2 separate regions of the Mus musculus genome follow, and region 1 is linked to region 2. The links are chromatin loops, found by intact Hi-C in ENCODE. Cell type or tissue: heart. All regions are shown on one strand. Links, peaks and the distances in the headings refer to the core of each region. The heading gives the core; the rest is flanking DNA. Region 1 has its middle 85 kb from the start of Gm26327. Region 2 holds the start of Vstm2b (V-set and transmembrane domain containing 2B).

The links. Hi-C counts contacts between places; a loop is a spot of excess contacts. Peaks named below come from ENCODE experiments on the same cell type or tissue, not always from the same donor. Only the 100,000 strongest peaks of a DNase experiment are listed, where the experiment ranks them.
Region 1: it touches region 2 in a loop (4-fold over the local background); 1 of 42 quality-filtered maps calls a loop at or near these places.

Annotation. Positions count from the first base shown.
Region 1 is chr7:39,707,101-39,722,710 of GRCm38, reverse strand. No RefSeq gene overlaps it. Among named protein-coding and RNA genes, the nearest start is that of Gm26327, 85 kb to the right of the region's middle. In heart, for the core only: a CTCF peak has its summit at 6,148 (motif pointing left); no DNase peak of the experiment used is centred there.
Region 2 is chr7:40,892,340-40,907,949 of GRCm38, reverse strand. Vstm2b (V-set and transmembrane domain containing 2B) reads right to left here and starts at 8,672. Exons shown (of 5, transcript NM_021387.3): 1 at 8,501-8,672; 2 at 7,762-7,946; 3 at 6,671-6,700; 4 at 5,049-5,520. The coding sequence starts at 8,582. It overlaps A230077H06Rik (RIKEN cDNA A230077H06 gene), which reads left to right and starts at 9,626. Exons shown (of 5, transcript NR_040329.1): 1 at 9,626-9,751. Gm51479 (a long non-coding RNA gene) reads right to left here and starts at 14,298. Exons shown (of 3, transcript XR_003946760.1): 1 at 14,192-14,298; 2 at 13,649-13,972; 3 at 12,849-13,141. In heart, for the core only: a CTCF peak has its summit at 6,622 (motif pointing right); no DNase peak of the experiment used is centred there; H3K4me3 peaks cover 2,186 bases; H3K27ac peaks cover 970 bases; H3K27me3 peaks cover 4,933 bases.

The sequences.
Region 1 (15,610 bases), core at 3,680-8,679, 1.2 Mb after region 2:
AAATTATTCAACTGTAGAGTACAAAGTGATGTCTTTCATGATCGCACTTTAGTACATACACGTATCATACTTTTATAATATTCACCCTTCTGTTAACCTAAACCCCTTCCCTGTGTCCCCTGCTTTTATTGTTTCACTTTTATAGCTCTCTCCTAATTTCACAGGGGTGTGTATGTGTGTGTGTGTGTGTGTGTGTGTGTGTGTGTATGTGTGTGCGCGCGCGTGCTTATCTTTCTGAGTCTGGTTTGTTTCAATTAACATCTCAGTATCTTCCTGCAAATGCCACAATTTTACTCCTTGTGACTTCAAACAAAACAAAACCACCCTTGTGTGTATTTGCCCCCCCCCCCCAATCTGTGGATGGACACATTCATTTGTAAAGTAACAGTTGACTTTCAATGAAGGTATCCTTTAGCCGCAGCCCTATGCCCAGTCCCCTCTTCCTGTTTCAGCAATAACCATCCTTTTCAAATCAGTGTACACTCCTGGACGTTTTTTTTTTCTCTATGCATTTACTTGAATTCACTCTTTTATTTTCTTCGTTTTCTTTCATAGAAATGAAAATGTCTTTGAAATGAAATTTCAAAAATGAAAACTATTCTTTCAGTCTTACAGCCTTCTTTGTTTTCTACCATTTATCTTAATGATAACTTTGTCGTTATTTAGCATTATACGTTTAATGAATCGTGTGTTAACAAACATTTGCCTTTCCCAATTTTTTATGATCTCAAACAACACAACCTTCTGTACACCCTTCCGAAGGAACGAATGCTTGTCTAGACTAGATATGGACAGGCGAAATGGTTGGATCATGGGGATCAGACATTAATCTTAATGTACTTTATGGTTTGAATATTGAATGTTCCCACAAGTTCATGTGTTTACAGCTTGGTACCAACAGGAAGAATTATCTGCAAATGTAAATGAAAACCTTAGAAAGTAAGCCCTAGCCCGGTGACTCATGGGATCAATCACTGGAGGCATGTCTTTAAAGGTTACAAAAAGTTACAGTTGTTTTCTAGTCCCTACCCCTTTCTGCCCCACCTCAACCAGGAGAGGAATAAGCCTCCCAGCTGTGTGCCTCCCAGCTGTGTGCTTCCACAGCCAAGTGAGTTGCTCCTTCCAAAGACACAACACCTAGCAGCTATGGTCTGAACCCCCTGGAACTGTGAGTCAGGATAGAATTTTCCTCCCCACACTGTTCTCTCAGGTATTTGGTCACAGAGATTATCACCCTGCCTAGATTTGTCCTCTGACAGCACAATATAAGCATGCATGGTCTCCTGTGGATGTTTGCAGGGTCATATCTTTCTTCCAAACTTATTTAAAAATGTTCCTCTAACTCCCACCAGGCAGATTATGGTCATCTTAGCTAAGGTCACCAACGCTGTGATAGAAGACCGGCCATGAGGAAAGGGTTTATTTGCCTTACAGGTTATAGTCCAACATCAAGGGAAGCCAGGGCTGAAGCAGAGACTATGGAGGAATGCTGCTCACTGGCTTGCTCCTCGTGGCTTTCTCCCACTTTTTTTTTTTCATTTTACTTTCTTCCATTTTTTTAAATTAGGTATTTCTTCATCTACATTTCAAATGCTATCCCAAAAGTCCCCCATACCCCCCCCACTCCCCTACCACCCATTCCCACTTCTTGGCCCTGGCATTCCCCTGTACTGGGGCATATAAAGTTTGCAAGACCAAGGGGGCTCTCTTCCCAATGATGGCCAACTAGGCCATCTTCTGCTACATATGCAGCTAGAGACACGACCTCCAGGGGTACTGGTTAGTTCATACTGTTGTTCCACCTATAGGGTTACAGACCCCTTTAGCTCCTTGGGTACTTTCTCTAGCTCCTCCATTGGGGGCCCTGTGTTCCATCCAATAGATGACTGTGAGCATCCACTTCTGTGTTTGCCAGGCACCGGCATAGCCTCACAAGAGACAACTATATCAGGGTCCTTTCAGCAAAATCTTGCTGGCATATGCAACGGTGTCAGCGTTTGGAGGCTGATTATGGGATGTATCCCCGGGTGTGGCAGGCTCTAGATGGTCCATCCTTTCATCTCATCTCCAAACTTTGTCTCTGTAACTCTTTCCATGGGTGTTTTGTTCCCAATTCTAAGAAGGGGCAAAGTGCCCACACTTTGGTCTTCGTTCTTCTTGAGTTTCATGTGTTTTGCAAGTTGTATCTTGTATTCTTGGGTATCTGGGCTAATATCCACTTATCAGTGAATACATATCATTTGAGTTCTTTTGTGATTGGGTTACCTCACTCAGGATGATGCCCTCCAGGTCCATCCATTTGCCTAGGAATTTCATAAATTCATTCTTTTTAATAGATGAGTAGTACTCCATTGTGTAAATGTACCACATTTTCTGTATCCATTCCTCTGTTGAGGGACATCTGGGTTCTTCCCAGCTTCTGGCTATTATAAATAAGGCTGCTATGAACATAGTGGGACATCTTCTGGATATATGCCCAGGAGAGGTATTGCGGGATCCTCTGGTAGTACTATGTACAATTTTCTGAGGAACCGCCAGACTGATTTCCAGAGTGGTTGTACAAGCTTGCAATCCCACCAACAATGGAGGAGTGTTCCTCTTTCTCCACATCCTTGCCAGCATCTGCTGTTATCTGAATTTTTGATCTTAGCCATTCTGACTGGTGTGAGGTGGAATCTCAGGGTTGTTTTGATTTGCATTTCCTGTTAGGAGCGGGTGTGGCGGCAGTCCCAAAGGCGCCAGGGACTGTAGCTAAGTCGTATGACTTGCACCTGACTTCCTCATATAAGCCGCAAACATCTTGAGAGCTGTGCAGGTGCACCAGGATACCGGAGAATCCAGTTTGATGGAGATATGCCCCTGCTGCCCTGATTAGCTGAAGCTGCGTGCCTGGTGAGGCGGCATGGCCTGCTGTGCATGGATGAGAGTATAAAAGGAGTGAGAGGCCCAGGGTTCGGGGCAGATATAAACAAGAAGAATCAGGACTGAATAAACTGCTGTTAGAAGGACTGGTGGTCGTGTCGTTCTTGCTGGTCGAGAGCGGACGCGACAATTTCCCTGATGATTAAGGATGCTGAACATTTTTTCAGGTGCTTCTCAGCCATTTGGTATTCCTCAGGTGAGAATTCTTTGTTCAGCTCTGAGCCCCATTGTTAATGGGGTTATTTGATTTTCTAGAGACCACCTTCTTGAGTTCTTTATATATATTGGATATTAGTCCCCTATCTGATTTAGGATTGGTAAAGATCCTTTCCCAATCTGTTGGTGGCCTTTTTGTCTTATTGACAGTGTCTTTTGCCTTACAGAAGCTTTGCAATTTTATGAGGTCCCATTTGTCGATTCTCAATCTTACAGCACAAGCCATTGCTGTTCTATTCAGGAATTTTTATCTTCGAGGCTTTTCCCCACTTTCTCCTCTATAAGTTTCAGTGTCTCTGGTTTTATGTGGAGTTCCTTGATCCACTTAGATTTCAGACTATTCTTTCTTTACTACCCAGGGTCATCTACCCAAGGTAGCACAACCTACAATGGCCTGAACCTTTTCACACCAATCATTTATCAAGAAAATGCCCTACAGACTTGACTACAATCAATCCAATGGAGCCATTTTCTCAATGGACGCTCCTCTTCTCTATTTCTACATTGTGTCAAAAGTATATCAGCCAGGTATGACAGTGCCAGTCTTTAGTGGCAGTACATAGGAGGCAGAGGCAGGCAGATCTTGGTGAGTTTGAGGCCAGCTTGGACTATATCGTAGGTTCCAGGACAGGTAGAGCTATAGAATGACTCTCTCTCTCTCTCTCTCTCTCTCTCTCTCTCTCTCTCTCTCTCTCTCTCTCTCTCTCTCTCTCTCCACCCACCCCCCCGAGAAGTTTAAGAAAATGAGTGCTCATGGTTAAGTGGATGGAGTCCTTGCTGAACAGGACAGATGCCATCTAACCTTTTAAGGTTCCTCCCAGCACCAGCACATGGTCATGGCCTCTCCAGGAACACTCTCCACCCATGCGTGAGAGAGTAGAGTGCCAGAAAAAACAAAAACAAAAACAGAAGTTGGGGACTGGTCCTAGACATGTTACCTTGAATACAGCTCCCCACCACATCCTGGTTTCCCAGTCATACGACCATCATAAGACGTGGCACAACCAAGACTCCCCTGGTTCTGGTGCCTTTATGTCTACCCCACTTAGCCTAAACCTAAAAGGATAGAGCAAAGGCTTTGCTTATCATTACAGTCACAAAAATCCATACCAAGACACACTTAAGGACTACAGTATCTGGTCACAGAGCACAGAGCAGCTAAGTCCTTACTGCATAGCTTGGCTCTGCCAGCACAGTACATAACCAGGAAGCCTCAAGGCTTTCAACTGTGACCCCATGGGGAAGGGAACCAGAGCTCTCTGGACAGGGGGCTGGTGGAGACCTGTGCTCACTGTGAACTCAGCACAGGACTGTCACACACTGGACTCAGCTGGGAAGATGTTGAGGCCCCAGGAGTCCATACCACACCTATTGGGATAAGGCTCAAGGTCTTGGACTCTTAAAGCCTCCACCCACCCCAGAGATTCTGAAGTGGATAGAAGGGTAAGGAACGCTACCCCAGGGCAACCTCAGGTGCAGATTTTGATGTTCTGAAATTTGGGAATTCTCTTTCCTTGTAACTTAGCATGAACATTTAAAAAGACTGACAGAAAGATGAGCGGTAACATACCGAGGCACATTCAAAAATTAAAAGTACACAAGATAAAGACAACTTGAGGCCCAGAACCTGAACCTAAAAGCCAAGACACAGGTGAAAGATACTAGGCTATGTTGCTCCTTGGGAAAGGAAAATGTACGCTAGGATTTAAAGACATTGCTACACAAGGCAGTTTTAAGGTTGGATGTAATATTTAACTCTAAGAATTCTCATTTTGTCCCTTGTTCAGCAAGGCTGAGGGACCTGTGAGTATCAAAAAATAAAAAATAAATAAAAAACAAAAAACAAAAACGGATTAAGCCTCCTACCCAGTTGGATTTGCAGACAGTGGGCTTCAACGAGGTTCAAATGTGCTCCCAGACAACCCATTAAAGAACGTTCTGATTAAAGAGAGCATGGAATTTAAATGGTGAGATGGGCTGACTCTATGAAGACTCTCCTTGGGTCTGACTTTTCAGCCAGACCCAAGAAATCCACCCCCAACCTCTCTGTCTTCTATTTCAGGGTGAGAAGAGCTGGGCCTCTGGCTGTGAGGTCTAATTACCTATCCTGCTGGGGCTTCCTGCTGCCTGCTGGGCGCCCAAATACCCCTTGGTTGTAGCTTACTGCTTCGAAACACTGAAAGTAAAAGTCTGGAAGATCCTCTCCTCTGCCTGTTCACTCCCAAGTATTTATCAAACCCATTTCCTAGGAGGAAGCAAGTGGGAGATGATACCCCCTCTCCCAGACTCTGCAAAGCCCATAAAGTCCCCTTTCCTGTGAACAGAGTTCTTCTTAGTCTAGAGTCTCATGTTCGAGGTAAAGCTCTCCTGAAGTAAATTCTTACCTCTCACTCTGAAAACGTGGAAACCAGGGCAAATTCAGATAAGATGCTGGCTGTCGACTGCTGTCTGAACTCACAACTCATATCCTCATTCTGCACTCAGAAACCGAGAAGATTTTGATGGCAAGTGACACTATGCCTTGCACTAGCTCTGTGGCAGCCAGAGTGCCCACTGACACAGTTCCACAGTTCCACAGTCGACGCCTCACTGAAGCTCATCAGAGCTCTACTCCAAGGTGCTTCTGGGCAGCCCAGTCACTCAGAAGATGCCATAGGGCAGGCAAGGTCAGGCTCAGCAGACTTGATAGGCTTCTCTGCGGCAATTCTTTTCCTATTTTATATGTTGAACTGTGTACCCTCTGTTCAGATACCTATTCATATCGAGTGGATTTTGCATCCTTCAAAATATTCTTGGAAATGTCAGCACGCTTCTTCTACAATACCTTGTGCTAAGACAAAAGCTTGTGGCACCACTAACTGGTAAGCCAGCTTAGTGTAAATAAGAGGGGAGAAACACATCCCTTCCCCAGCGACACATTTTCACTCCAACTGTTGAAAAGAAAAAAAAAAAAAATCTAATGCAGACTTTACTGGGACAAAGGATTCCACGAAGTTACATGGAACTTTATTGCCATCTACTGGAATGCTTTTGAATGGTACCACACTGCTATGCAGACAGAGCTTCTGTGGGTTCCCAGGGCTCCTTGTGGACTTGATAGGGTTAAGAAATGTGGGCGGGGCAGCGGGGGTGGGGTGGGTGGTGGGTGGGGAGGATGGTAGTGAGCATGCCTTTAGGTGTGACTGAGAGGACATTTCAAGAGCCCATTAGATGATCAGGACTTTGGTATATTCACAACTTAATGATTTGTTTGTTAGTTTGTTGAATGGCAGTTAGAGGTGAGACCTAATTGGAGGAGGCAGTTCACCCAGGTTGGGTTCTTTGGGCTATGTAACAAATATCAAGAATGAGTCTTACCATAACAATACGTTTAGGACAAGTAGTTCTAATAGTCTTATCTGTTTATCCAGTAAAACCTTTCATTTACTCAAAGCCCCACTTCCGTATTCTAGGACTGCGTTGCTTCCTTTTCCCTTCCTCTTCATTTCCTATGCAACAATTCTTTCCAACGTAGCCGAATGAATAAGATTGTGAGGCTGGACCCTAGCCGATGAAGGAAAAACTTAATTCAAATCAAAAGACAGTCACCACCTTCCTTAGAATAAAACCCAAGTTCCGGTCTTGGGGAGTTCCCTCTTGTGCTAGAGTGAAGTTTGCCTTTTCCAGACACTTCATTTGGAGTGGTGGTCTCTTTTATTAAGACCCTGGACTTACTTCTATCAGCTATATGTCTCTGTGGACTCTTGTGGTAGCCCCCCTCCCTGCTTTCTCTCTGCCGCAAAGAGTTCCTTTGCCATAAACTCCTACTTCCATGAGGTTTTGCCCAACCACCTAAGTCCTGAACCCTCTGAAACAGTGAACCAAAGCAAATCCATCCACTCTAAAGTATTTTCTCTGGACTGAGTTATTACTTTTGTGTGCACTTGTGTATGCCTGCAAGAGTTTATGTGTGTCCTGTGCCTGAGGGAAGCTGTGGAGGCTGGAAGAGTTTCTCAGGCACCTTAGAACTGGAGTTGCAGGTGGTTGAGAGACAGCTTGTGAGTGTGTGGAACTGAACCTGTGTTCCCTGCAAGAGCGGTGATCATCTGCTTAGTCCCAGGTTGTCATTTCCTTCTCCACACCTACTGTCACATCCGATTGCTCTAGTCGTTTATTTGTGTCCCTCTCAGAGGTGCATAAGGACCTGTGCATCTTGGTCACTGTTCCTAACACAGGGCAGACCAGTGCTATGCCAGCTGCCTAACATTTGGCTTTGCCAAATGAGTGAGATGCCTCTCTGATTTTAAGTCACAGACTACATTTGCTATGAAAACTTATGCCCAATCATTCACCATAAATGGGTCCCTAGAAACTATAAATAGTGTGTCTTACCACTACCCAACCTCCAGCATTTATATTAGTGTCACTTTGTCACACTAACATTAAATATCTGAGAGAAATTACATAAAGGAAAGATTCATTTGGGCCAAGGGGGTGGTGGCTAGTTGGTGCCATGCATTAGAAAGAAGTTTGTGACAAATAGTAGGAATATATAGCAAAGGAGTGCCATTCACTAAGTGGCTAGCCAGGAGTCTGACAGGGAAATAAGAATGCTTCAAAGATATGGGAACAGTCCAGGTATATATTCCCAAGGATTCACCCTCAGAATCTTACTTCCTCTAGCTTGACCCTATTCCCTAAGTTGCCTAGAACCTACTAAGATAGCACAGCCAGCCAGAGGCCAAGCACTCAATATATGAGAGGGCAGAGATTCAAATTCAAATCACAGAAACAGAGGCTGGCACTAAGCCATTGTTCTCCTGAGAACTTGAACAAGGACTCCACTCATATATTCCACAGATATACCTGTGCTTTCAGCTAAATTCCCCTTCCTGACACGGCTTAGACTGAACACAGACTGAGTAGGCCATAGCTTCCTCCAAGTGGCAGTGGGGATAATTTGTCACTCCCATAGCCTGAGCTAGTGATGGAGAGATGGCCGAGAGACAGTGTAAACAAATGGACTTTGCTTGTTCACACCCAAAAGTCTAGTTTTGCTTTTTTTTTTCTTCTCCCAGGATTACAAAATAGTAAGAAGTCACAAGGTAGTGGTTACTCAAGTGGTGAATCAGCCTACCTGCAACATTTTCTCAAGCAAAACAAAAGAAAATTTTTTTGGCCTGGACAATGTGGGAAGGAATGAAGGTGATCAGGAGAGAGAGGAGTAAAGAGGGCAAGGAAAGAAAGAAGAAAGGAAAGGAGAGAGCAGGGTGGGAACCACCAATGGAGAGGCATCAAGTAAAACCCGTCCAACCCCTCTTTTAAAAACCCTGGTATTGCACCTGAGAGATGGCTCAGAGATTAAGAGCATCGACAGGTCTTACAGAGGACCCAGGTTCGATTCCCAGCACTCATGTGGTGGCTCACAAACATCTGTAACAACAGTTCCAAGGGATCTGACAGCCCCTACTGGCTTCCACTGGCACTGTACATACACAGTGCAACATACACACATGCAGGCAAACACGCATACATATAGGATAAAAATAATCATTAAAAAGCATAATATTAAACAACACTAAACTTTAATAACCTTTAAAGTGCATTTTATTTTGATGGAGGAAGCAGTATATCCTTTCATTTGGGAATAGCAACAAGACCTGAACCCCCTAAGTCTTAAAGAGAAATGACCTGAACCCCAAAACCTCTCCCTCTCCCTCTCCCTCTCCCTCTCCCTCTCCCTCTCCCTCTCCCTCTCCCTCTCCCTCTCCCTCCCCCTCCCCCTCCCCCTCCCCCTCCCCCTCCCCCTCTCCCTCTACCTCCCCCTCTCCCTCCCCCTCTCCCTCTTCCTCCCACCCCACACACATCAGGAAAAACCTGTGTGTGCCTGATCCTGGCCTGGGTAGAGACTGCAAAATGATGTAACAGAAGCTCAACTCTGGAAACTGCCAGGTCCTCATCAGAACTTTCTCCCAAGTTTCGCAGATTTCAGTTACAGCTTCTGCTGTCTGGAGTCACCCTTGAAGTTCATTTGCATAAGGCTTTTGGCCTTTTTCACTCAAGAAAATTGAGAAGACAAATGAGAGTGTCGGAAGCAAGCTTATTAAAATCTTGTGCTGCTCTGTAGCATGACACTTATTTCTACAGACACTTCTTGGGTGCTCAGTGACTTCATTTTTCTGGGACAGAAGCTCCATCCTCTGACCCTGGGAAATAAAACAAGCCCATCAGATGCACATCAAGAGAACAGTCTTAGAACTCACAATGAAACAGCTTATTATCATCACCATCACCATTATCCAACTTCATGTCCCCTTAAGCTACCATCCCTGGTAGACTGGGCTTCCAAAAGACACAAGAGTCTTTTGGGACTCTTATCCCCAAACTGACAGTGAAAATTACCTAGAAGGTGAGCCCATCACTATTAGTGGGGACTCTGGACAGGACATAGAGGAGAGCGTTCATCAAAAGAGCAGACCAACACACAGGGGCCACTATGGAGCACGCTTGGAGTTCTCACTACCTTCCTAGGGCGAGGTAGCTGGGCTGCTCATCCTCACAACCCCACGCCTCATCTCCAGCATTGGCTGCTCCAAAGCCCTTCACCCTCTCGCAGCGCTTCTGACCTGTCCCACTTTTGGGAGTGAGCAGCGGAGCACAGAGCCTGCAGGATGACTGGGGCAGGGTGCTGCCAGCAACCGCACAAACTGCTGATCTCCCAGCCCTCAGCTACAGGAAACACAGCTGCCACTCTGGAGTCAGGAAGGTAGTGGTGTCTAAAGAGCCTGACAATTAAATGTTATACAGAAGCCAGGCATGTGTAGAACAGTTTGGCACCAAATACACATGTCTTCTGTCTTCTGATTAAAATGAAAATGACTCTGTCTCTGTACGTTACAAACCACCTAGGAAAAGCCCTGACTATGTGAGCTTTGGTTCTTCCATCTCCTCAGGTCTCCCCAAAGACATTCAGATTAGATTCTACTCAAGAAGACAGATAAAAATGAGAAGTAGACTTTTGATTCTGAAGCAGCTGTTCCCCTTTGCAGGGGTCTGCTGAGACCCAACAACTGAAACACCTTTGCAGGGGTCCACTGAGACCCAACACACTGAAAAGCAGTGGCTTTTTTTTTCCTGTAGGAAAACCAAGCCTCCCACCATACCTTCCTCACCCCTTGTCCTGAAAGCATTGCTGTTTCCTCTCTCCACTGGTTTTTTGTTTGTTTGTTTGTTTTGTTTTGTTTTGTTTTGTTTTGTTTTGTTTTGGTGGAGGGAAGTCCAGCCTTATGGAGGGGATAATTTTGATCTATCATTGGAGCATTCTTGATTCATGTGCTAATTTTTACATTCCTGCTACTTCAAAGAAATTTGCCAGATGTTCTCCCTATGTGTGCATTTGATATTTTCTTCATAGGCACGCTCCGTTCGCTCTGTTGCTAGAGGGCCTCTCTTTACATCAAGATTCCACACTCCTCTACTCCCTCTGACATGTCACCAGGAAGTCAATCACATCAGAGTCAAAGAGCAGACTGGGGGCTGCCACAGAAAAGGCCTCTTGATTACAGATCCTTGACAGCAGATTCCTGGATTCCACTGTGCCCAGTACCAGGTGACGTGCTGAGCGTCATTGTTCGCAAGAAATGCAGAAAAGGAGAGAAAGATGGAGAGAGAGGGAAAGAGAACAAAACATCATTAAATTGGGAAGTGAGAAAATACCCAGCAAACGCAGACTGCGCTCAGCCATTGTCCTCAATGAAGTGTCTTGGGGAGATTGCAAAATTGAGGCCATCCAAGGCTATGTGTCATCATACCATATTAAGAGAAAAAGCAAGAAAGGAAGCCACCAAAGTCAGCAAAAGGCAAGCCAGCTTTAAAATAGACAAATTAGCAAAACATCAGAATCCACATTACTCAATGAGTACATATAAAGATATACCTCAGTAGCAGCCACGGAAGGAGTGGCATGAGATACCACACCACATCCTCTAAATCAAAAGGACAGCAGTGAGAGCATTGACCAGGATATGCAGCATTGAAACTTCATGCATCCCTCGGGAAAGTAGTGCAGGAGCATTGGCTGACACTTCCTCCCAATGCCAAATACTGAGTTATCACACGACCCAGAAATTCGACTTTTAAATATTTAATCTAAGAAGCTAAGAAAAATGAAGCCATATAAGTACACCAAGTCTGGAATATGAATATGTAGAGCAATGTAATTCATAATGGCCACAAGGTGAAAACAACCCAAATAGCTACCAATTGATGAATGGATAAACAAATATGATATATTTTATTTTGGGACTTCAAGCGAAGTGGAGAATTAGAAACTACATGTGTGTGACCAAGTGAAAATGAATTAAGATAAAAAAATAGAGCCTATTCCTACAAGAAGAAAGAAATGAACAAAATAGAAAAAAAAGAAAAAGCCTAATTGGGAATTTCTGTATAAGCTGAGTTCACTTAGGCTAAAGTCAACTGTAGCTGCCAGGTGATCTTACAGATTCCATGTGAGATAGAGGCACTGTCCAGGCTGCAGAAATGCAAACAGGACTGTATGTGGCTCTTCTTGTCAACTTGACATTAAGTTGACTTAAGTCATTTGAAAGATGGGAATCTCAATTGAGAAAACAGCTCCATAATACGAGACTGCAGGCAAGTCTGTAGGATAATTTCCTGATTAGTGATTGATGTCAGAGGGCCCAGTCCATTGAGGATAGGGCCACCCTTAGGTTGGTGGTCCTAGGTTCTATAAGAAAGCAAGCTGAGTAAGTCATGGAGAACAAGCCAGCAAGTAAGCAGCATCCCTCCATGGCCTCTGCATCAGCTCCTGCCTCCAGGTTCCTGCCCTGTGTGTGTTCCTGCCCTGACTTCCTTCAGTGATGGACTATGGATGTGGAAGTGTAAGCCAAATAAACCCTTTCTTCCTTAGCTTGATTTTGGTCATGGTGTTCCATCACAGTGGGGATAAGGATAAGACAGGCTGTATGCAGAGATGGAGCAGAAGTGAAGCATAAAAACTAAAGCTATTCCAGGATGTGCCCAGGATGTATCTTCCAGAAAAGGCAACACAACCCACAGCATCGTGTGACTGAAGTACACAGGATTATGGAAAGTATGTTGTAGAGCTTGGCACAATATCCCGAGGGACATAACGCAGTGACCTCTCAGCAGCAAAGTTCAACACAAGCAGGAAGACCTTCATACCTCATGGGCAAAGACGGGTTCCCCACACACCAAATGCAAGGGCGTAATTTGCAGGTAGGATCTCGGATCAAACTATTCTAGTGAAAATTGTAGGCCAGTCACAGAAGTAGGACACAATAACTTAGCTTGCCGGAATTACTGTTGAGAATATTAGGGTAGGCCCCACCTATAGAGCCTTACACAAAAGACAATACAGGGACTGGAGAGATGGATCCGCTGCTCAGAGTACTTGGTGCTCTTGCAGACGATCTGGGTTCAACTCCCCACACTTACACGGTGGCTCACAACTATCTGTAACGCCAGTTATAGAGCAAGTAACATCCTCTTTTGCCTCCATTAGCATTGCTCATGCAGTATATAGTGTTTGTATATAATGTGTACCCACATAAAGTGAGGTAGCATTTGTCTATAAATTATGCACATCCTTCTGAGTATTTTAAATCATGTATGGGAAACTTACAGTGTCTACCATGCAAGAATGTGACCCAAATAGTTATTTTACTGCATTGTTAGGTAATAGTGATTCTTTTAAAAGTCTGTACAAGTTCAGTAGAGATATGATTTTTATTCTAGTATTTTCTACCTGCAGTTAATTGAGTTCACAGATATGGAAACTGCAAACACAGACTGCTTATTATACTGTCTAAAATTCCATTGACATGAAATGTCAAAAATAGGCAAGCCTATAAAGAGAGAAGCTAGATAGTATCTTCTATAAGCCAAAATAAGCTCAAACTCTCTTTAAAAATTTTAAAACTAAAAAGCACGTAAGACAGATGTGTCCACACATTGACTCCCAAGCTTGCTTACACATGGACTTCACTGGGAGTGTTCAAGTCACACCTCAGAGATGAAATCAGGTGCTGAGTGAGAGGGTAGTGCTTTCCAAATACATCCAATACTTATCAGAGTTCATGGACCACTGGCTTAGAGCAACTCCTATAAATACTCTAACTCTGCTGACTCGGCTTGGGGTTGGTCAATTTCAAGGCTCCCCAGATGACTCTAAGCAGCAGTGTTTGAAAACTTTTGGTTAAGGATGCTAAAGCTTCTACCTCTTGGCCATCCTCCCACCACGCCCTCAGAGGTGTACCAGTGAAGTCGAGGGAACTTATTTCCCCTTGGAGAAGCATAGCTGCAGAGGCAGCTTTCATAGTAATCCTGTTCCTAGAATGTGATGGATGAAGTGTGTACCTGTGAGCACACAGCCCTAGACTGTGGGGCAAGATCTCTCTCTCTCTCTCTCTCTCTCTCTCTCTCTCTCTCTCTCTCTCTCTCTCTCTCTCTCTTGATCAGTGTGATCGAAGAAACTTGCACAGCTAGCAAGGATGGAAGAAGTGAGCAAGGAAATGAAAGCAAGTCCTTGCAACTCTGATCAAACTGCTTAGGTGGCCACCATAAAAGCCTTACCGCCTCTGGCTGCCTGGTATGAGAGCCAACAGATTTCCATCCTGACCACCCTCCCTGTGTTAACACAGAAAGTGTATGAGGGAGAGCAACCTTAGACCTAAGGGAGAATGAATGATGTAAATGATGTAGGCTTATGAAAACCTGACCAAAGCTATGCAGGTGTGCCAGGTGTCGTATGGAAATTCCTGAAAGCAAGTGTTGCTTGTGCATTCAGAGAACAGCATTACAGTGAGTGATTACACTAAAAACCAGTGCAGCAAGCAACAAGGAAGTGATTGATTGTGACTGTGTCTCCTGGTAATAGCAGAAGCTACACCCGTAGAGTCTCACAACATGACTGTAATACTGTGTAATAATGAACAAGGATGATATCTATGGACATGAAACTGGATAAAGAAGTCTCCAAGGTCTGATCCCTACAGAAAGAACTATAGGCAACTGAAAAAAAAGCTGGGAATTGAACAGGAGGCCTTCCCCAGGGAAGAGGACACCAATTGATTGTCCAGTGCCACAGTCAGCTCTAAAAACATATATATAGAAAGCATTATATAGACTGAACAGGTTATATTTAGAAATATATATCTATATACACATATCTATATAATAGGTCTTAGTTAGGGTTTTATTGCTGTGAACAGACATCACAACCAAGGCAACTCTCAAAGAACAGCATTTAATTGGGGCTAGCTTACAGGTTCAGAGGTTCAGTCCAGTATCATCAAGGCAGGAATATGGCATTGTCCAGGCAGTCATGGTGCAGGAGGAGCTGAGAGTTCTACAACTTCATCTGAAGGCTGCTAGCAGAATACTGACTTCCAGGCAGCTAGGACGAAGGTCTTAAAGCCCAAACCCACAGGGATACACCTGCTCCAAAAAAGGCCACACCTCCTAATAGAGCCACTCCTTGGACCAAGCATATATAAACCATCACATTAACATTATTTAGACTGAACAGGTTATATTTAGAAATATATATATACACATACACATATACATATACAAGGAGAAAGGCAAAAGGAGAAATGTTGTAGTTAAACTATAATATTAAAAATATAAAAGGAAAAAATAAAAAATATATCATCAAAGGAAAGAAAAAGAGAGAATGATGGAGAATTGGGACAAATTGCTACCGGAGTTATGAGGGTCAGGGCCTGTGTTTTGACATCCCAAACAACTCACTCGGGCCCTTCCTTTCATCTTTAATAAGCCAATCAGAAGAGCAAAATCTACAGGGGAAAGCAGGAAATGTGGCCACACTAGGAAAAGGGACAAGATCTAGTGACACCCTGTACATCTTCAGGGTCCCGAAGTGAAGGTTTGAGTTGAGTAGAGTGCTGCGGTTATGCATGGATAAGCCATCTAAGTCAAGGTGTGGTCCAACTCATCACAGTTTCTGCGTCAGTCTCTCCTGTAAGAGAAATTGTAAATCCTTCCCTGACACTTGCTCCTTCTCTGACTGTCTCAGGCTTTATCCTTTCATCTCCCAGCAGGCGATTCCTGGGAGAAGTTCAATTTCTTGGGATCCATCAGTTCATTATTCCCATAGCCAGAAGAGAGGGACACAAGAGTCTTTTATGGTGTCGTGTCTATCAGACTAGTTACTAATAGAACACAGTGAAGGGCAGAGAAGGTTCTCACGTGAATAAGTTAACATGGTTGTAGGTCACTGTACTTGTCATAGAAGAAAGCAAGAGACTTGAAGAGCAGCCTTTGCCTTGGAAAACAAACAGTATGGAAGGAAGGGTTGTGAGCTGTCCATGACAGGGAACCTCACAATCATGATGACATTTAACCCTCCTGGGACCCACCAGTCTATGGTTAGTTAGCTGAGAAGAGACAGCTGTGTGTGTGTGTCTGTGTGTATGAACATGAATGA
Region 2 (15,610 bases), core at 3,972-8,971:
TCCTCCCAGTAGCTCCCAGCAGAAACAGCCTCTTCAACACCAAACACCACAGTAACGCCATGGCCTTGGCTGTTGCCTAACCAGTAACTGAAATAGTGGGAGCAGCTAGTTCTCTGCTTCTAGTTACACCCAGCAGGGGGTGTGGTGTTTTCCTTGGAACTGAAGTTCTAAGGATAGTTTGACCCCAAGATCCCTACAGAAGGGAACCTTGTGCCAAAATGAGTCTTTCTGTTTGCAAACTATTTTCTTTTTGTGAGACTGGGCTGAGTTCCATGTGCCTTCCCTTCATTAGAAGTGTTTGGAAGATACTCTGTCTCCCCCAACCTTCAGTGGCAACTAGCAACAAAGTGTTCATGACAATGGATCAGCGTTCACATGAGTAATCAGGTTGCCTTACACAGTGAGAGACACAGCCTTCTCTGTCTGCTCTGCTTTGCTAATCCAAGCCATGATTAATAAAACATGAAACATGAGTCAAAGAAAAAAGTTAAACAAACTTTTAGTGCAAATACTTCTATGGTCGTGCTGAGCACAGATGGGTGAGAAAAGGTTTTCTTTCTGGGCTGAGGAGTAGGAAAGGGGGCAACGGTTTGAGCAAGCTGCCCTGTTATTCCTTCCTGACAGTGCTGAAGTAGCTCACTTCACAAGAACCGGCAACTGAAAGTCTTTTAGGATTAACTGCCTATGGGACCATATGGAGGTGGCTTGGGCCACTCTTGAGGTTGCTGATCTGAAAAGGCTAGTGTGTGCTCCAAGGCTGGGGTAACCCTTCCATTGCTCCTGGGTGCTCCATTTGCCCTTCTTCATTGTGCTCTAAGCCCTGTGGCTGACCTCTCTGAACAGCTTCCCCAGATGTTCTTGGCATTGGCTTTCAAAGGGGGTTGGCTAATAGGAGACCATATGAGGAACATGTAAGAGGGGCATCAAGTCTTTGCTGGGTCATGGCAAGTCAAATGATTCCCTCCATTGAGACTCTGGCACCACAGATTTGACCTGAGAACCTTGTCCTCCGGCTATTCTGGCTTTTGCCAATCTTATCCCTCCCTTGTTCTGCATTCCACGGACACTAGCACCTCCTGTTGCTGCTGGCCCTGGAGACTTGCAATCTTCCTCTGTTGGCTGGCCTAACCCTGCCTCTACCCTCATAAATACTGTATTTCAAAGCCCAGCAGTGACTCTGCTTGACTGTGCCATCTGCTCCACCAGCATCCTGATTGAGAAACACTACAAACATGTCTGCTCGTTATCCAAGAGCAATGGGCCACTCTGGCTTAGAACTGTGCACTGGGAAGGAGCCCAAAACATGCTGTAATCCCTTGCCATTAGAGGCTCTGAGATAGTCCTGAGCTTGCAGCCTCCCTGAGGAATTCATAAGACCCAGCTGGCAGTGAACTCAGGAAAGTCTTGCAGAAAGGTTAATACCCATCCTGCAAACAGTCTGAAGATTTCAACCTTCCCTCCTTGGTATCAAAGCTGTTAGATGTGGCTGCAGAGTAGAGATCACATGTCCCACTTCTCTAGGCTCAGAGTGGGATACCCAGGTAGCCACAACTAAGTGGCTCTCCAAGGACTTTCACAGAGAGGCTTCAGGGATGGGGTCAATGCTAGGCTTGAAAATCCATCTGGTCGCATTTCCTTTTCAAGGGGGGGCTTGAGAGAAATCAGGGCTTTGTGTGAGATATGCTGCTTCTTGGGCTGTATAGGGGCTGGCAAATGTTACTGTGTGATTAAAAAAAATATCAAGAACCACTATATCCCATGCAATGGGACAGCACTGTCTGCCTTCAGGTACCCCAGCTGCCTGTGCTTTCCAAATGGCAGTGAACACTACTGTCCCACACAGGAAAGACAAACAGAAATTCCAACCTTGCTGCCATCCTGACCTCCATGACCCTGAGACTGGCAGGCATTCAAGAACCCCATTTGCTGCGACAACTCTGATGGCTGCGCTGTAAGAGTTCTGATGCCAGGACCCTATATCTCTTAAGATGTAATACATCACCCCACTCCGGGAGGGAATCTGTTATGGGGTAAAAATTCCTGGAGTGTCTTTACTTGCTCGTCCAACTCCAATGGTGGCTAGCACAGAGACTGGAGGTTTTATTAGCCATGCTTAGTTCTCAAGCACCCTGACACTAGCCAAATGAGCTCATGTCCTTAGTTTCATTATAATGTCATGGGTGTGGCCACATTCATTCTCAGGAATGTCTGGTACATGGTACTCCTTGGTCAAAGCCTCCAATAAACCCCAGTAGTACCACTCATCTATCTCTTAAGGCCCCTCCACAGCTTGCTCTCTCTCCAGTTGCCAGTTTGCTCATTTTCTCCTCTTTTCCCCTCCATCCTGAACAGCTAAGACTACGGTGATTATGATGACCATCTACGCACAAATCTTCCTATGCTAAGCTCTCTCGCTATGTGCTCCACCATGTTGGTCTGTCTCACTGTAGTCCAGAAGCAATGAAGTGTCTGAACTGCAGTGTCTGAAACGGTGAGCCAAGTTGTTTCTTACATCGTTCCATTTGCAGCAGTAATGGAAACGTCAGACTAGCCCACTGTCCATTTTACAGAGATGCTAAACCACTTACCTAAAGTCACACACAAATTTTCAGAGGGCAAAGATATAACTCTTATCTGGGCTTTCAGATTATCTGTTTTGCCACTGCTCTGGGGAACATTCCAGAGGTCTACTCCAATCTGCCACATATACTTATTTCCTACTTTCCAAGAGGAAGGGGCAGAAGGGTCTTTTCTCTAATCAGAAGCAATTAAGCTAATCACAACATGAGTCAATAAACATTTTCCTAATATACGCACTGTGTGCTACTTAGAGACAGTTCCTTCAAAATGTATGCCCTCTTCCACTGCAGAAAGACAAAGCTGGAAAGCAGTTGTCAAGATGTCTGGTATATTTTCCCCAAACTCCTGCATCTATGTGGGACCACATGGTGGTCACTGGATGAAGGCACATGTGATGTCTGCCACTTCTAGGCCTGGACCTTAGAAATCCACCTTGCCATTCCTGAGTGACTTTTCTCAGAGAAAATGCACTACAGAATGCTTTAAGTGACACCGTCTTCAGTTTCTCCAAATGTTAGAGACAGTCATTCTAAATGCATAGGAAATAAGTGAACTCACTGTGCTTTATGCATACCTTATAGCCTTAGGGTTCCATTCTCTCTTAGAACTGGGTCAAAAAGGGCATTTCTATATCTCTTTCCTAATATACTGACATATTTGCTTGCCAGAGACTTGTAGATCCACTTGTTGGAGCTATTACAAGCCATCAACCAGAGTCTCTGAATGACTGTATGAACAGAGCTATGAGGCTCCCACCCCAGGACAAGATGCGGTGCAAACAAGAGTATAAATTTGGAACATATTGAGCTACTGACATTTTGTCTTTTTCTTGTGGCACCTAACATTATCTTAAATTAATACAAAATGGCATAAAGTTCCATGTTAGGCAGGAGATCTTGGGTTTGTTTGGAGCTGACCCATCTTTCTCATGGATTGGCTGGGGTGGGGTAGGATGGGGTTGGAGTGGTGTCTTGTAGGTCCATGGAACTAAGAGGGACAAAAACGTCCCAAACCACACAGGATGGAGGCACAATTAAGTTTCTTAGGGGAGAGACACACAGTAGATTCCCACAGGGGAGAAACAGAGCAAGCTACTGTGACAGGGTGGAGGGTGGAGACAGGAGGAAGGGAGGGAGGGAGGAAGGGAGGGAGGGAGGGAGGGACGGAGGGAGGGAGGGAGGGACTCCCATGGAAGAGATATAGTGCAGTTTCTTAAGTAAGGGAAGGAGACCTAGCACCAGCTCTCCTGAGGGAGACAGGCAAAGAAATCTCCCAAAGAGGGGAGGAGACAGTGCTGTACTCCCACAGCAGGGAGTAACTAAGGCAGCAACTAGGCTAAACTGATGGTCAGAATGGACCAGCTACTTCCAAAGGTTCAAAGGTTTAAGGATCAGAAAGAGGATAGGATACATAATGATGTGAGGCCTGTCATCTTGAACTCAGTGAGGACCGTCCAGGAGCCTGTATCCGTAGCTAGCAGCCGTTGATACACTTTGAGAACAGCCAAGCTGGGTGTACGACAGCATGCCCTATCCCATCGGTACCATGTGTCTCCCCTAGACTTTCATGTTGTAATCCAAGTAGAGATTTCTTTCATGGGGAATGTGCATTATACAATACTGAGTAGGGGGTTCCAGGCAGGGGGTGAATTATTTAAAATCAGATACTAGGAGTGAGCACTGAAGATAGTGTTCCTCTGAGTTGGATTGAAGAGGGGAGCCATGTTGAGAGAAGGGCTATTTGGCACAGAAGTTTCTGCTTTTTCTGGGCCTCCTGAAACCCTCATTACTGCTATGTTAACACCCCCAGGGTCTTGTTACCAGAGCAGCAGCTCACTTTTCTGGTCTTCTATTCTGACAACCCCTCACCTCAACTCTTTGCATCCCTAGTCCTAGGAAAACGGGTATCAGCCTCCTTGTGCCTTCATAAGTGTGATACAGGGCTCCATTCCCTCTGGAACCATGGAGAACTGGAACTCTGATGTGCATACAAAATTTACAGCTTGTGTAAAGCCACACCTAGAAGCCACTTAGCAAAGGCTACCTAGCCAACCTTCCTGCAACTTACAAGACAATTCAAAGTCACCAATCGGCAAAGAGGGACAACAGCTTGTTTTCACTGCTTCTTTCAAGAGGAATACCCCACCTGGGGAATATCTGTCCAAACTTGGGGATCTGAGAGTACAGTTCTCAATGCTGTCCGAGAGAGCAACCACACAACCTCACAACCCAGCCTCAGTGTCAAGCAGAGCAGCCCGCTGAGTTATGAATATACTTGATAGGATGCTCAAACCCTTTAAGAGTCAAGACTGGGAAAAAGCTCAGAGAACACCAGAAAGGCACAGCAGAAAAGATGCTTCTGGCGCACACAACTGCTGTTACAATAAAGCTATCTAGCGCTGCTGATGTACTGGCTGCTAACCTCCCTCTCCACCGGGCATGCAAAACCCCTTTGGGGCCTGCCCTTACCGGAGCCGTGCCTCTGGCGCAGAAGGACAGCCTGCCCTGATGGTGGTGATGCTGATGAAGAAGCAGCAGCTGCAGCAGCAGTTGTGGTGGCTGTGTGGGTCGCGGAGGCAGCGGCAGCGGCGGCCTCAGGAACTCCTGATCCAGCGGGAGGGCTCCCAGGAGGTGGGTTCTTGTCATCGTGGCTGGTTTCAGAGGTGGTGCGGACAGCAGCGCCTGCGTTGTTGGAGCTGACAGCACTGGAGGCTCCGTGGCGACGCGGGCCGCTGCTCTGAATGTGGGACACTGCCTCTGCAGCTTGCATGTTGGGCGGCGCGAAGCGCGATAGCACACGCAGCAATGCCTGGGCCTTGTGCTCCTGAGTGTCATCATCGCTGTAGTCCGAAACGCGACATTCATAAACACCTTCGTCCTGCAATCGTACGGCGGACAGCCGAAGCCGGTGTGAGATGTCATTGCCCTGGACTCGCACGGTCTGCAAAACAGCCCTGTTAGAGGTCTGACCATTGGGCGCCACACCTTTAGTGAGCCCACACCATTGGGCTCTCAGCTCCGCTATCACTGTGCCAAATTACCATCCAATCCCAGTATTTCCTAACACCCCAATACATCTTGCTAGTGGCACATGGCTCTTATTTCTGCCTGGACACCTTGTTGCAGAGTGCACGGTGTTGGGTCCCAATTTCCCAGCCATCTCATCTCACATTTACTCTTGCTTATTGTCCCTTTGGATCGAACTTTACTCCACAGCTAGCAAGAAATTTCTGGCTGGGGCTATATGAGGCTAATTATCCACATCCTTCCTATACCTAAAAGCCTAAGCTAACTGCTCTGGGGCTATCCTACATATACCCCAAATCACATTCACATTTATTTAAAGCTCAGAGCACCTGGGATGTGTCCATCTTGCCTGTAGGATGCACAACTACACCTGTCCTGCCCTGTCATTTAGGACTGACCACTTGTTAACAGCCTCAACAAATCCTTCTTTCTCTCAGGCATGGTGGAAATCTTAAGGGAACTCTCACCGAACACCGGGAAAAGCCCTGACCTCTAATCAGGACCCTCGAAGAGGATTTGGTTGTTTTCAATCCCTGCTATTTCCATGCTCCAGTGTTATAAACCCCATGCCCCTTGACTGCAAAAGACACTCACCCCCGGAGCACTTAACAATGTCACCCAAGGAGAAGGAGATGTCTGAGTGGAGGGTGCTCCTGGCAAGCCTAACGCTTGTGCGAAGTGGGGCGGAAGGGGGTGGGAAGCTGGAGTGCCACGCAGCCTGAGCAAGAAGTCATGCTCGCTCGAGGTCTTGTAAGAAATGACAGCAGAGAAGGTAAGGGCAGATGTTCTCCAGGTCCCTGAGCGCGTGGTGCAGAGGAAGTTGTGTTTTACTGGTAAGTATCATGTGAGACTTGGATTTGGACCCTTAATTTACACAAAAGACAATCTAATCCCTCTACTAGCGACAGATGGCGCCCAGATACGCCAAGGAGCCCACAATACACCCCAGTGGTAGTAGAGCTCCGCATGGCTCGGCGAAAGAGGCTTTCTAAAGGGGAGGGAGCTGCGGGGCGCGAAGCGGCCAGAAGGGGTCTCCCGCGGCCCACGCTGGTCTCCACACTTACGCTGATTTTAGTTGCATCCTTATTTGTTACCTAAAATGAAGAGAGAGAAAGGGAGAAAGGAAGGGGGAGGAAGAGGAAGGAACGGAGCGAGCGGGGAGGGAAGGAAGGAGGGAGGGAGGGAGGGAGGGAGGGGGGAGAGAGGGAGGAAGGGACAGAGATATTAATTGATTGATTATGAAATTAAGCTGTTGACATTTTTGTGCACGGAAACCTCTGACCTGTCTTTGACAAGGATACTTTCTGCAGGTGAGCTGGGGTTTGACATGCCTGAGGTGTGGCATGGCGAAGGGTACCAAATACATTAGGATTCCTGCAGTGCGCCAAGAGAAAAGTAGGTTTCCTGGCTAAAACCATTTGGCTGAGGAGTGGCTGCCCCATACACACCTGTCTGCTTGGGAGAGTGGGGATGCTGGACAGCCAAGGGGACCTCATCATTTCCTCTAAATTCTCCACTTGGAACCGAACACTGGATGGAAGGTCCAACATCATGAAGGCCTTGACAGTCTGGTATGTGGATACGTGCCAGAGGAGGATGAGAACAGGAACACTGAGTGGGATTCTGGGGACACTGTAGGTAGGTGGGTGTGTAAATGATGGTGTGAGCTATGGGGCAGGTTGTAAAGTATTCCAGCCACTGAGGGTGGAGCTGTTTCTCAGACCCTATGGAAGCTAGAGGTGAGTGACCTGCTGGCTACCATGCTCTAGTACCCTCTTCTCTACCACATAAACACAATCTGAAGGAGCTGAACTCCTTGGCCCTGGGACCCCAGAGTGGCAGAAGAGAGCCTGCCAGAATCAAGTGATCTGCTTTTTTTCTCACGCTAGCACCCATCAGAGTATAGTCCCAAAGCTAGCTTGCATGAGCAGGAAAATTGGGCCAGGTGTGTGTAGGTTTTCAGGGGCTGGGCGAGAAGGGGAAAGAGTGATAAAGAACCTATAGCATCCGGGGACATCCGTTTACTTTGTCAATACTGTGGAGATACAGAGGACGGGAGGTGGCTGAGCGACAGGGCAGCGCCCTGTGGAGGTACCCCTCACTTCCACTGGAAGAAGTCGGGTAAGCACGGGTGCAGCGAAGGGCAGCGGATTACCTTGCTCCGGGCGCCCGGCACGCTGAGCGCCAGCTCGTGTAACAGCTCCCGGGGAGGCTCCTTGAGGTACCACCACTGAATCTCCAGCGAGTAAGAGGTGGCTCCGCTGGCCCGGAACGCGCAGGGCATTTCGATATCGTCACCCTCTCGCACGGTTACATCTTTGGGGACTTCGGTGAATGTAGCTGGGGGCGGGAGAGAGAGGCGTGACCAGGGGATAGGCGAGGTGGGGGTAGGGTTGGGAGAGCTTGGGGCTACCCGAGGCTGAGGCGGTCGGTCTCCTGCTACCGGGCCTTGGGCTCACCCACACTCCTGTCCCCAGCTACTAAGTGACCCTGGGCGAGAGGCTCCAGCAAAGTTCAGGGAGCAGCTGCAAAGGTGGCAGCGGGGGTCCGCCACTTGCTGCAGGCTACTCCCCTCCAGGTCGTGCAGGGTTTAGGGGAGGTAGGGCCGTATCACTGGAGCTGGGCTGGGAAGCGCCAACTCTGGCTTGCTGCAGGCCTCCTCTGCTTAGCGGGGACTGGGTGAAAGGACTCCCTAAGCGGACGCCACAGCTGCAGAGACCCTCTTCTGCGCTCGTGCTCCTACCCACTCCCAGCCTGGGTTGCACACCCGAATTGCTGGAGACCGTAAAGCCTGCCGCTTCCTTTCCTCCTCCGCGGTGGCCAGCGGGCAGACTTCCGTGGCCTTAGCAAAGGGTCCCCTGAGCCCATCGCGGCCGCGAAGTTCCCGCGCTCACCGTCGGCCACGAAGAGCAGCAGGCTGTGCAGTAGCAGAGGTAGCAGGTATCCGAGGGCGCCGAGCCGGTTCCGCTGTTCCATCTCCCGCAGGGTTGCGGCGGCGGCGGGGGCCCGGCGCGGAGAGGCGGCGGCGGCGGCAGCTTGGGCTCGGCTCCGGCTCGAGCTCCGGCTAGGACGCCTCGGAGCCTGCCATGGCCCCGCACGGCGCCCCCTCCCCTGGCCGCCGGCGGCCGCCAATCAGCCCAGCTTCCTTGCCGGCTGGCCCGGCGCGGCTCCGGCGGGGGGCGCTACGCGGGGGACGCAGGAGACGAGGTCCCTCCAGGAGGATCCTTCGGTCTGTACCTCCTTCAGTCCGGTGCTCCACAGGAGAATAGGGATCCGCAGTTCAGACTCTGGCGGGCGGGCCAGGAAACTGCCGGACTGCGCCAGGATCCATCCTTGGAGAAGGGAGTGAGTGCCTGTAAGGCACCAACGTCTGCCTCCTGGTCTCCTTCTGGCTGGGCTCCCGACTGCCACCTCCTCCGACTCCCGGGGAGCTCTCCCGCCGCCGCCCCCGCTGGTTTCTCCACCGCTCACTCTTCAAGGCGAGTGGGCGCTCAGCCGCGGCGTGCAGACCTGGCGTCCGACCGTAGCGCAGCGCGGGGAGAGCGGGTCCAGCGTGGCCGACCCGCAGCCCGAGAGAGGCGGGGAAAGGGGGGAGGGGAGAGGAATGGAGGGGGCGGTCAGTGGCTGGGTGGCGAGCAGCCTCCTCCACAGCATCACCCCCGCCCTCCTCTCGGAGTCCGCCCCGCCCCTACCCCGTCGTCCCCCACCTCCCGCCCCCGCCGCGGGGTCATTCGTAGCGACCACCATCTCTCTAGCTGCAGCGCAACCCCACCCCGCGTCTGCTTTGCTTAGGGGGTCCTCCCACCCAAACTCCTGGCTTCTTCCCAGTGTCCATCTCTGGAGACAGCTGCTCCACCCTGCTTTCTGTGTGTCCCCCACCCTCTCCGCAGCCCCCAGTGTCTCCAACTCCTTACCCAGGTTTGGACCACGAGCCACGCCACTCTTTGGCCCAGACCCGGGCCATGGCGGGTGGGTGGGCTCCAGGGGAATGCAAGAAGGGAGGAGTGCTATGTCCGGCCAGCAGCAAGACCAAGTGACAGTGAAGACTAGGAGTCCGCAGTGTGGGAACAAGAACTGAGCGTCCAGCGCCGGGCGAGCAGGTGCCTGTGGCGCGGAGCGCACCAGGGAGCCAGCAGGCAGTGGCCGTGAGTGACAGCAGAGGTGGTGCGGGTGGGGTGAAATGGGGAGCGCCGGGCACGACTCAGGGCTCAGGAGGTTTCTGGGTGGGGACCGTCTTCCTGCCCAGAGAGAGGGCTAGTCCCTGTGTCCTTGCAAGCAAGCTCTTCCTGGCCATTTCCCACTCTGTACCCAAAGCAAAGGGGATCCTCCAGCCCCCGGGTGGAAGCAGGCAGAGGTGGAGTACACGTTCCAGAGCCCATCCTCCACGCTTGCATCTTCTGTATCCCTGAACCTTCCCTGGCCTTCACCTAGAATGGGTCATATCTTTTAGCCACCTAGAGAGTTCAGTCTGCCTTCCTAAGGGGTGTGTGGGTGGATGAGATAGTTCAGTCCAGGCACAAGGGCTTGGGAGAGCCATAGAGCTCTCCTTGGGTCTCTCTCTTCCTCAAGGGATCCCCCAGCTAGTGGTCTGGTCTGGTCTCATTACTTGGCTTTATCTTAACTTATGGAGGCACATCCCAGTGAACTTCCCCTGAATGCTAGAGCTCTCCAAGTATCTCTGACAATGAGCTACTGGTTAGTGAAGACAGAAGACCAAAAAGGAAATAATTTCCCAGTGGCCACCCTTGTCTAAGACAACAGGAACACAGTTCCAGAGAAGAAGCTGGTAGCTCTTTGTAAGCTTTCCCCTCACCAGTGAGGACCACGGGCACTGCATTCTTCTGCCCCTCCTCTTCCTTATGTGGCCAATGGGTCATTTTCACCCTGTGGTCACTCGCTGATGCTCTGTGAGCAGAAAGCCTTGTAGACCTTTCATTCAGGGTCCCCATTGCCTGTTCCCTCTACATATATGTATACATACTTTGGCCTGCCTCCCCCTGAACATTCCACCACTCTTTAGAAACCACCATAGGTCTGTGAATGCAAGACCTTGCAGGTCTCTTGCCGTCCTCAGCTTTTGAAGGGAGGGGGCAGACTTGCATCGTGCTACACAGGAGGACCATGGCAGGTTTCTAAGGGAGCAGTTGGAGAATTGATTCCAAGCAGGGATATGATGACATGAGCTATCCCACTGTGCATTGGCTTGTTTGGAGAGGCAGTGAGTTTCTCTCCCAGTACCAGATTCAATCAAGGACTGATGGCCAGTGACCAGGCTTGCTGGAGGGATGCCAGCAGCTACAGGGAGGTACGCTTTGGTCACTCTGAAGGTCTGTGGATTCTTTCCACCCGTTCTGTCTGGTGGGGATTTTTTTGCCTGTGTCATACGTTGGTGTTACTGTCGTAGTAGAATAATAGTAATAGCTGCTTGACATCGTGTGCGTGTCACATAGCAGACACTGGGTGCACACTTTCTATGCATCAGTTCTCAACATGACAGCTAAGAGGTCCTTATCAAACCTATAAGACCACCCTCTCCTACTCAGAAGCCTACAGTGGCTCCCGCTCCAGTCAGTACAAATACCAGGGGACTCCCAAGGTCAACTGATTGCCTTCTTCATCTTTACCTTTCCCTCCCTTCTATCCTTCCCCTGGCTCCTCTCTGGACAAGATCCTCCCTCCTGCAGTGCAACACACTAGGCCCACCCTAGGGCCTTTGCATCAGCTACGCTATCTGGCTAAGATATACCTCTTCCTAATATTCATGCTCTGATTTTTGTAAGGAGGACACTTTCTTAGCTAGGCTCACCTACCTCTAACTGATGTTTAACTCTGCAGTCTGGAGCTCCCTCCCTCAGGGCTCCCTGTTTGTCTTTATGTCCCTTTCCTTGGAAGTAATCACCTTCCGTAATACGATTCAATGTCTTTTACTTATTGTCGTCCTTGGTTAATGTCTGCAAAGCTTTTGTCTACATTGGTCACTGGGGCGTCTCTGGCTTTCAGCACAGGGATAGCTAGATGAGGTGGTTTCGGTGCATGTTTGGGGCGAGGTAGTTAAGGCTCAGAGAACTTGTGGAACTTTCCTAAAATCACACAACTGGCCAAGTCAACCTAGGTCTTTCTTACTTTGGGTTATTTTTTCTTCTCCCTTCTCTTTTTCATTCCTTTTTTTTTCTTTCCAACATATACAACCATCTTCCACATCAAGAAAACCTAGAGCTCCTGAAAAAGAGCAGAGCTGACCTATTCAGCTCTGTGTTAATAGAAGCTGCTTGCCTGCCCAGGTAGATGGAGGACAGAATATGACCTTCCTCACTACCTTTAACATACAGGTGTGCTAGAGTCAAGAATGAACACCTTCAGTAGCCAAGAGTGGCTCTTGGCCGCCTTTGCTGGAGTTTCCTAGTGATAGGCAGGAGCTCTGGGATTCCTACCTTGTTCTGGCCTGGCTACTACCTCTGAAAAGAGAGCCAGATTTTTTCCTTACCTGTCCTTGGTGGGCCAGAGTGCTAATGCAGGCTCCTGTGTGTTCTCTAAGGGGGGGGTGCTTCTCTCTAGGGACACAGCAATTTAGCCCTACCCACTGCAAATATCCCTCCAGCACCTGCAGAGATGCCTTGCTAGCATGCACACTGTTTGTATGAGGGGCATGGTTTCCTGTTACGGATGATGGATCTGTGAGAGCATTTTATGAACGTTCAGTTCCCCACCATGATTGTTCACTGGTGGGGTGGAGAACTGCAGACTCCTCCCCACCCCTCCTCAGATCTGAAGTGCCTGTGGGGTCACAGTATTCAGGGTCTCCTATAATGTTCTTAGTGACCTTTGAACTGGCTGTGTCCTTGGGCTTGTTCCTGTCAGATCTATCTACTGTGCCTTGGGTGCCCTTTTCCTTCTGCCTCGATTACCTCTGCTATAGCTAAGCTGTGAATTGGGCACGAAGCCCTTGCCAGTGCTGTCCTAGGGACAGTGATCTGTTCCAGTCGCTCGTGAAAACATTTTTAACACGGCTTTGGCAATTGTACCTCCTAGAGTTGCTTGCAAAATTTATTTATTTTAATGTTCCGTCTTGGAGTTGAGGCTTCGATATTCTTGTCCTGGCTGACCTTTCCTGTCCTTTTACTGCCACGTGCAGCAACATTGATTTTGGGTAATGTGTTTTGATTTTAAGATGCAGCCCATCCATAAACTTTCCTATCAATAACCCCAGCACACTCTGGGTATCAGACAGATTAAAGCAAAATATCAGATTTATGGGGAATTTTATTTTGGGGCAATGCAGTCATTTATTTGCTATCAGTGTCAGGGGATAAAGGCTTGGAGTCTGGCCTCAAGGGAACCACAGTGCAAGGACACACATCAGGTCAGTATCCACAAGGAATGCTGAAGAGTGAAAACGTGGATGGGTGGGTGGGTGGACATTACTTCTGAGCCAGGAGGAAGGCAAGTGAAAAGCTCTTGTTTTGTGTTCCTTTTGCTCTCTTATATCCAGCCTCATCACCATCTTGGAGGGTCAGATTCCAGGAGGAGGACAGCCCCTGCATTGCATGGGGACAAGAGAGGTTCTTATATGCTCATCAGACCTTGGGTTATCACAGAGGTTGCCTGGCCCTGTCCTTGTACCTTCTGCAAATCAGGTATAGCTTTCAGTCTGGGCTCAACTGGTTTACAGAAGGGATCCACACCTGTCATGTCCCAGGGTCTGGCCTGCTATAGCTTATTTCAGTAGCAGTGGCCCTCGAAGGGTCTATAGAACTGGGCCTCTCTGTGAGTCTATCAGAGCCACAACTTACTGGGTTTAGCAACTATCTATAAAGAAAGGGTATGAAAAGGATGAAGCCCCAGGCAGAATCTGCTTCATTACTTTCCAGCATTGGGAACATTTCAGAAAGCAAGGCATAGAGGTGCCTTGCACAAGGCCTCTGCACTTAAGTGATGGGCAGTGCTGGTGGTGTAGGAATGGGCAGAGGCCATTGGTCCAATTTTTAAAAAGTCGGAGTCTCATAGGTAAGGCTGGCCTCAAATTTGCCATCCTTCTGCCTCACCTTCCTGAGTTCTGGAATCACAGGCTTTGTACCTCGAGGCCTGATGAGGATTTTTGTGCCTAGAAGAGAGAGGTCAAGAGCTGCATAGGCTAGGTCCTGGTGGTAAGGGTGAGAGTCTGGCAGGAAACAGGTCAGCATGTGATGGAGTAACACCCCTGCCTGGAGATAGTCAGGAGAGGAAAGTTGAAGGTCCTTAAGTGGGCTTCCTGACAGAACTGAGCCTGCATGCCGAGTGTGAGTCAAATAGGCTCTTGTGGGCCTGGTTAGGGTATGTCACCATCTTGACTGAGTGGCTGCCCAAGAGAACATGTTGGACCAAGAGACCTGGCAACATGAAACAGAAAGAGTCCAGAGTAAGAAAACCATGAGTAGAGTTGAGAGACAGGGTAGGCTTTGGACTTGTGACAAGGAGGTAGCAGGGGCCCTGGTGGCTTACAGAGTAGGATGAGATAGGAGCAGGAGTATTAGCAGAACTCTTCACAGTCAGGGGCAGAGGCAAGGTCATTGCTATAGACAGCTCTTCTTGGAGAGTCCTCAGCTTACCATCTTTCTCAGCATCAAACTCCTCTTACTTTTGAGAACAGGTCCCAGCCAGCAGCAATACCCACAGCCAACATACTTGTGTAAAAGCCTCACAGGGTCCAAGCTGAGGAGCGGGCAGGGAGCAACTGTGACAGCTGATGATTCAACTGCTGGGTAGAAATGACAGCACAATCCACATTGTAAAGCTGCACCTGATAGCTTCTGGTGCTGTAGGGATGTAGGGTGGGGCATTGCAGTCATTGACTGGTGGATCTTGGACCCAGGTGCTGGGAAGATGCAGAATTAGAACAAGAAGTGGCCAGGAGAACTGAGCACCCACTGATGGATTTTAGACACCCCACCTTGTGTGTGTGTGTGTGTGTGTGTGTGTGTGTGTGTTATTTAAGCTTTTGCCAAAATAAATCTTTAGACCTATGGAGAGTTAATTTTTTTATTTTTAATATTCTCAATGCACTTGGGATTTTATTTCCCACTAGATCTATTAGTTTAATTTAGTAGGGGACAGACTGTGTACTTAACCAAAAATTGCTTTGACATTATGGAGAATTAAGAGGCTCGGGCCAGATAGATGGAGCTGATCGATCTGCTTGAGATAAACTCTATTATTTCCCCACGAGCTTTCTTCACCTTAATGCTGAAGACAGTGATGGGAAAACACAGTACTGTCTGATCAGGATCAGGCCAGAGAGTCAGAGCTCTCACTCCCATGTGTTTTCCTTCTTGGGAAGACATGGTTGGAACATGGCAGTGGAGATGTTTTGGGAGATGAGAGTCACCTGTAGCATTTGCCAGTGTCCATTCCTGGCAGCTGTGGTCTACATGTGAGTAACAGCCTTCTGAAGAGTTGGCCTCATATTGGAACCAGAGTAAGTGCAGGGATCAAGTCATAGAACTAGGGATCCAGGAATAGGCAAGTCCAAGCCTGAGAGCATAACAGTCAAAAAGTCTTTTCTCAGGGGCAATTGGCTGAATCGCTCCTCTTGTTAAAAGATACATGACTCTTTCCTCAACTGCTGTGGGTGGATGAACTGACATCTGGGCAGTAGCTGTGTGAACGGCCAGGGTAGATGCACAGTACAAGATTGTGGGTTTGTATCCTCAGCATGTGACCTCAGGAGCATCTCTGGGTGTGCCAGTCCCATTAAAAGACAGCCCCAGATCTAGGTACCAAACTTATAGCATCCTTCTAAAACTGTCTGAATCTCCACCTAGAAGTCTCTGACCAGAGCATCTCCATAGGGTCCTGGCCCAGTAAGATATAACTAGTTCTGTCTATTCTAGACAGTTAATTACAGCTTTCCTTTGAAGAGCCCATGTCCACACTTGGGTATATCTTACTGCCTCTCTGAGTACATCTTTTCTTTTGACCCTCATACTTAAAGTCTATACAGGAGAGTATAGGATACTCAGTGCCTTACC